Linked DNA regions of Mus musculus: region 1 is linked to region 2. A link is a loop called in an ENCODE intact Hi-C map of the cell type or tissue named here. Cell type or tissue: left cerebral cortex. All regions are shown on one strand. Each heading gives the region's core, and the rest is flanking DNA. Links, peaks and the distances in the headings are about the cores only.

What was found. A loop is a pair of places that touch in the nucleus more often than their neighbours do. Peaks named below come from ENCODE experiments on the same cell type or tissue, not always from the same donor. Only the 100,000 strongest peaks of a DNase experiment are listed, where the experiment ranks them.
Region 1: a loop joins it to region 2, with 2.7 times the contacts of the local background. A loop is called at or near these places in 3 of 42 quality-filtered maps.

Annotation. Positions count from the first base shown.
Region 1 is chr4:58,735,486-58,738,406 of GRCm38, forward strand. No RefSeq gene overlaps it. Among named protein-coding and RNA genes, the nearest start is that of Olfr267, 49 kb to the right of the region's middle. In left cerebral cortex, for the core only: a CTCF peak has its summit at 1,674 (motif pointing left); DNase peaks (open chromatin) are centred at 1,931 and 2,078; H3K4me3 peaks cover 461 bases.
Region 2 is chr4:58,640,729-58,643,649 of GRCm38, forward strand. No RefSeq gene overlaps it. Among named protein-coding and RNA genes, the nearest start is that of Lpar1, 89 kb to the left of the region's middle. In left cerebral cortex, for the core only: no CTCF peak of the experiment used is centred there; a DNase peak (open chromatin) is centred at 1,711.

The DNA of each region.
Region 1 (2,921 bases), core at 305-2,804, 95 kb after region 2:
ACCCAACAGTCCTGTAACTGAGATACTGCCTAGACAGCTCAGCTCAGGGTTTCCTACAAAGGGGAGCACAGCCATGTGAAACCAGTAAAGAACTAAAGACCAAAAGAGAAGTAACAAATGTAAGTAGCCTGTGAAAATCTGCATGTCATAAACCTATTAATTCACTACTGTCTCCATTGCTGGTTTAATTCAATCAGTAATTTTCCAAGTACCAAAGGATGACAGAAATACAGCCATATGCTCTACTGTCTCAATTCATGTCACTTGGGCTCCCAGATTTCTGGATCACTCAACCAATGGCCCAGACAGGACCAGGCCTCTTGGCTTTATACATAGTCACAAGCAGTCATTTTCTGTCGACACACAGAAGAGAGCATCAGATTCTTTTACAGATGGTTGTGAGCCACCATGTGATCGCTGGGAATTGAACTCAGGACGTCTGGAAAAGCAGTCAGTGTTCTTAACTGCTGAGCCATCTCTCCACCCTGCTCCCACCTTCTCTTAACTCTACCTCCTGCAGCCTGAGCAGAACACAGCATTTTCTTCTCATGCTCAAATATTCAAACAATCTGTCCCCTCCTCTTTCTGGATTTTGTATCTGTGGTGATTTTACTTCAGGGAAAATCCAATCATGTGACCATTGGGAAGCTCCCTTCCAGATCTGCTTCATTTCAAATGAAATTAATTGTGGTGAGCTGTGCCTCTGGCCTCGAGCAGATGAATTCAGACTGTGTTAAAGTTCAAAAGCTCAGCACATAAAGAGACAAAATCTTCTTTAAGACATGAGAATTTCAAAATCAAGCCAGGTATGATGGCACAACCCCATAACCCCAGCACCTAGAAGGAAGAGGCAGAAGGATTCTAAAACTGAGGCCAGCCTAAACTACATAGTGAGACTCTGTCCAAAGAAAGAGAGGAGGAGAAAGAAGAGGAAGAGGAGAAAGGAAAAGGTGAGGGGAAGGAACTATGGAAGCTTGGTATGGTGGTATGTGCCAATAGCCCTAGGTTAGAGAATCGGCATTTCAAAGCCACCCTGGGCTACATGAGATCCTGTCTCAGACAGACAGAAACAGAGAGGCAGAGACAGATAGCAAGCCAAACTTGTATAAGGATATAAGCTAGCCCACGAATCTGTGAATTAGCACTGTGTGCTTTAACTGCAGCAGTGTGCAGATACGGTTACCCACTGTGCACGTTAGGAACCTGAGTTTATTCTTTAATGAATCATCCCTCACAATAAGAACTGTTGTTTAAAGGAAGCTTGGAATGTACTCTAGAAAGTACAGAAAGTGACTGTCAGAAGACCTGGAGCTTTTTAACTCCCTATATAAATAGTGAACACTCATAAGAAATGCTTGATGACATATTATTGAATATCAGCCTGCAAATTTTTAACTGGATACTGGAATTGGTTCTTTGTTTTGCCAACAAGAACAGATGGAGACTGTCATTTCATAAAAAAAAAAAAAAGAGGTAATGAAACTTCCCGGGGGTAGGGGGGAGAATTGTGTAAGAAAAATAGTAAACTTGATAATGAAAAAAGTCCACAGAGCATACATATATCGTGCAACATTTGAACAGGCAAAACAAGAGCAGAGCCATCCGAGTAAAGCAAGTGTCATTCCCGATGCACAGCCACAGCCCGTGAGCTGGAGAGCGCCTGCTCCTCACCCAATCACCATCTGGTGGTCAGTCTCAGGACATCACCCATTTTCAGGAAAGAATCCTTGACTTCTGCCTCATCTGAAGTATATTCGCCCAAGTATATAGAGTCCAAGAGGACGGCAGTGGATATGGGCAGATTGTGAGACCCTGGGCATCGTGACATAAACGACTTGCCAGTTGCATAATCACTGGCTTCGTGGAAATAAAACTTCAGTGACAAGAAGCGTCTCATGATTCGTGGGCAGGGGGAATTTTCTCATTCCAGTAAATGAGTGCCTAACAGACATCCACAGCTGCTGTGGAGCTGTAATGAAGACTGGGAAGCGGGCAGTGAAGTGGAGGGGATAACCCATCGTTAATCATTCAAACAAACGAGTGCTCAGAACATAGCGCATCTCTGTGCCACGTTGCAGGATGGGTAGGGTGCCACACAATAAAGACACTCCACAGTCCTTAACTACAGATCTCTCTTCTCAGCATCAACCCCTGCCTCTGGCTTTCCCTGTGTCCCACCCACAGTGTGTCAGCCTCTGTCCTTCCATTGCACATTTGCTCTGCTAGAATCACTTCCAACACTGAAAGCTGCACGATTGGTTTATATTTAGTTGATTCTCAAATGACTGTGTCTTAGACAGGGTTTCTATTCCTGCACAAACATCATGACCAAGAAGCAAATTGGGGAGGAAAGGGTTTATTCAGCTTACACTTCCATACTGTTGTTCATCACCAAGGAAGTCAGGACTGGAACTCAAGCAGGTCAGGAAGCAGGAGCTGATGCAGAGGCCATGAAGGGATGTTTCTTACTGGCTTGCTTCCCCTGGCTTGCTCAGCCTACTCTTATATAGAACCAGAGACTACCAGCCCAGAGATGGTCCACCCACAAGGGGCCTTTCCCCCTTGATCACTAATTGAGAAAATGCCTTACAGCTGGACCTCATGGAGGCATCTCCCCAACTGAAGCTCCTTTCTCTGTGATAACTCTAGCCTATGTCAAGTTGACACCCAAAACCAGCCAGTAGAGACTGAAAACTCATTCTAGCTCTAGACTGTATGATGCTGGGAAGAGCAACACTATTCTGACTGTGGTTTTACCAGCCTGAGTAGCCTTGTCTGAGCCACGCAACCTTCTCAGTTTTAATCTCCCTGGTGTTAAGGATGAGGATAGATAATTCTCAGAGCCCCACTTCTGCTATCACATTTTCATGCTCAAAAGCAGTGTTCAAGTTGTTCCCTGCTCCTGAAGTACTTTCAAGTCA
Region 2 (2,921 bases), core at 213-2,712:
CTAACCATCACAAGAAAATATTTAGCCTACTTTCCAAATGGTTACATTGTGATGTTTCCTCCCATGTTTCCGTAATCTCACAAAATCAACATTACAAAGATGGACACACTGAAGGCAATGGAGCAAATGCTGACTATTTCCTGTGCGTGGCCATGCATTAGCCACCTGGGGTATAGTAATGAATCCAATTATCTTATATTCAGAGATAAAAGGAAGCTAAGGGATTTACCAAAGTTGACTACTTGTATTGATCAGAAAGTCAGGATGGTTCCTAAGAGCAATGACAGACATGCCATCAACATAAAGGCTATCCATTAACTGAGGATTATGTAACAGAAAGTAGCCAATTGCTTCCTAAAAATTGACTTAATAATCTTCAGGACAATCTTTTGATTGTAAGCCCTTTGATTTTCATTTTAGAAATTAAATCACTGAATTTCTAAAAGTTTAAATTACTTGCCTAGAGTCATACATTCTGATGAATTATAGAATCAGGATACACCTCACAACTTGTTAAAAGAATTGACTAGAAAGAAGTAAAGAAGAGCATTGTCTTGGTTACTTTCCTGTTGCCATGACAAAACATTATGACCAGTGACCAAAGCAACTTATAAGAGAAAACATTTAATTTAGGCCTCCCAGTTACAGAGGCTATATGTATCCATGGCTGCTGGCAGACAGTCATGGTCCTGGACTGGAGATGAGAGCTTATATGCATACTCATAAGGCAGAGAGAGTGGGGAAGAGAGAGGGAGGGGAAGAAGGCAGGAAGGGAGGGAAGGAGGGAAGGAAGGAGGGAGGAAAAGGGGCAGGAGAGAGAGAGAGAACAGTCAGTGGAGGTCAGGTTGATTATAAAATTTAACTGAGACTAAGAGGCAAGAGCAAATAAAGACAGAAGAAAGGATGGAGTTTAGAAGAGATTATAGAAAACCCAGCACAATCAGAATTGGAAATATAAATCATGTTTTAAATGTGGTCATAGACATCAAAGATGGCAGACTCTCTCAACAGACAGTGCATCCTAAATGATTAAATGGACCAAGATCTGTTAGTCCCAATCTCACCAAGGAAGGGTTGGTTAAGGTTGGACCCATGAGTTAACCACCACAAGAAAAATATTTCACTTGGGTCTGTGGGGAGGCTGCTGGGAAAGATTTACCACTATAGAAGGAGGCAAAGACAGCCCTTCATCTTCCTTCAGATGTTGTAGTGTCCTAGGGTTTGTATGAATCCAGTCCACAAGGGAAGCCAGCTACAGGGGCTGTAGGAGAGCATCGCCAGAGCCAACATGGAGTGCCTAAGGCTGCTTCTGTCAGCTACATGCTTCCTTATTTTTTAAAACAACAAATTAAAGAGTTTTCTGTTACTTGCTATCAAAATCATCCAAAAAGGATTCCAAGATGGCTCAGAGGTACTGTACTCTCTGTTGTACATAACCAACATGGAGAAAAAAATTGAATATGAAAACCAACGTGGAAATGGGCCAGTGTTTACAGCATGAATCTTAGAGAAAGCAAAGAGAAGAGAAATGGCCAAAGAGCAGCACTGGAGTAGGATGGTAAATGTCATTGTGACTCGTGTCATAATAAAAATAATGTATTCACTTAATTCTAAGCTGCTTAAACTGTGAGTCACAGCCCTGCCGAGTCTAGCAACCCAATGTGGAACATCTACAAAATGTGGGCGCGAGTAAAAGCTTCCTGGGCGCACGACGACCAGATTTTAATTCAAACTCAAATGCCTCATGAATCTGAGGTACAGGCAGCACTTGCATTGTGCAACTTCACAGCAGCCTTGGATGAGAACTCACAAAGCCTCCACACTGAGCATACAGGGACACCACTTAGCAACAGCAAACACCACCTTAAACACATCGACGTAGATTCAAGAGGACTGTGCGTTAGGAACTTCAGTGTTCTGCTCTACGAAAAACACGCTAGTTAAGTGTAGAAAACAAGCCCTTTTACTAATCATCACCCTACACAATATGTCAAATTAATATATCTTTGGATTAGACTGTGCTTACACCAACAAAAACACCCATGTCGTTAGTATGCAAATTTGCTTTGATCTTTAATAAATGGAAGAATTATATGTATTCCAAAGAATTGTTTACAAATGCATTTCTTTTGGATTTTTAGCAAATGTGCTTGATTTGTATAGCTATTTTGCATACCTAAACTCATGATCCCACAAAAACTTCTTTAACAAAAAGGTGTCCTAAGTGGAAAAGGTTTAAGAAATCCTTTAACCAAATGATAAATGTCTAGCTTTAATCCCAGCGCTCAGAAGGCAGAGGCAGGTGGAGCTCTGTGAATCTGAGGCCAGACTAATCTACAGAGTGAATTCCAAGAGAGCCAGAGCTACACAGAGAAACCCTGTCTCGAAAAACCAAAAATTAGTTAATTAATTAATTAACTAACTAACTAATTAAAAATTTTAGAAAGCTAAAACTGTGCCTTGTGAGTAAAAGCAGACATGGTCAGTGGCCTAGTGAATCTTTTGATCTAGTGAATAGCATAACCATGAGTTGAATAAGCAGATAGCTGGGGGAAGTATAGATTTCTAGGTAGAGATAGGAAATGCCCTCATTTCAGAGACTTGGGGGCTGAGACCTTAGTGCCTAGCAATGAAGGTTGCTGAAACTGTAAGAACTGGATTTACTCTGGGTTTTCCATGAAAAACTAGTCATGTGCTATTCATGTCCTAATTGGCACATCTATGAACAGATACCAGACACTTGCAGCTGGCCTTGAACCAGAAACCTCTGTCTGTCACTCACATAATGTAGGACCCAGCTGTGTCAGTCTAGCTCCTGCTGGAGAAAGGAAGGAATGCAGAGGGCGAGGCTGTCTGTGGACGGTGGTGAGGAGATTCCCACCTACACTGAACTCCTCCAGCCCGCTGTGTAACTTCCTCCA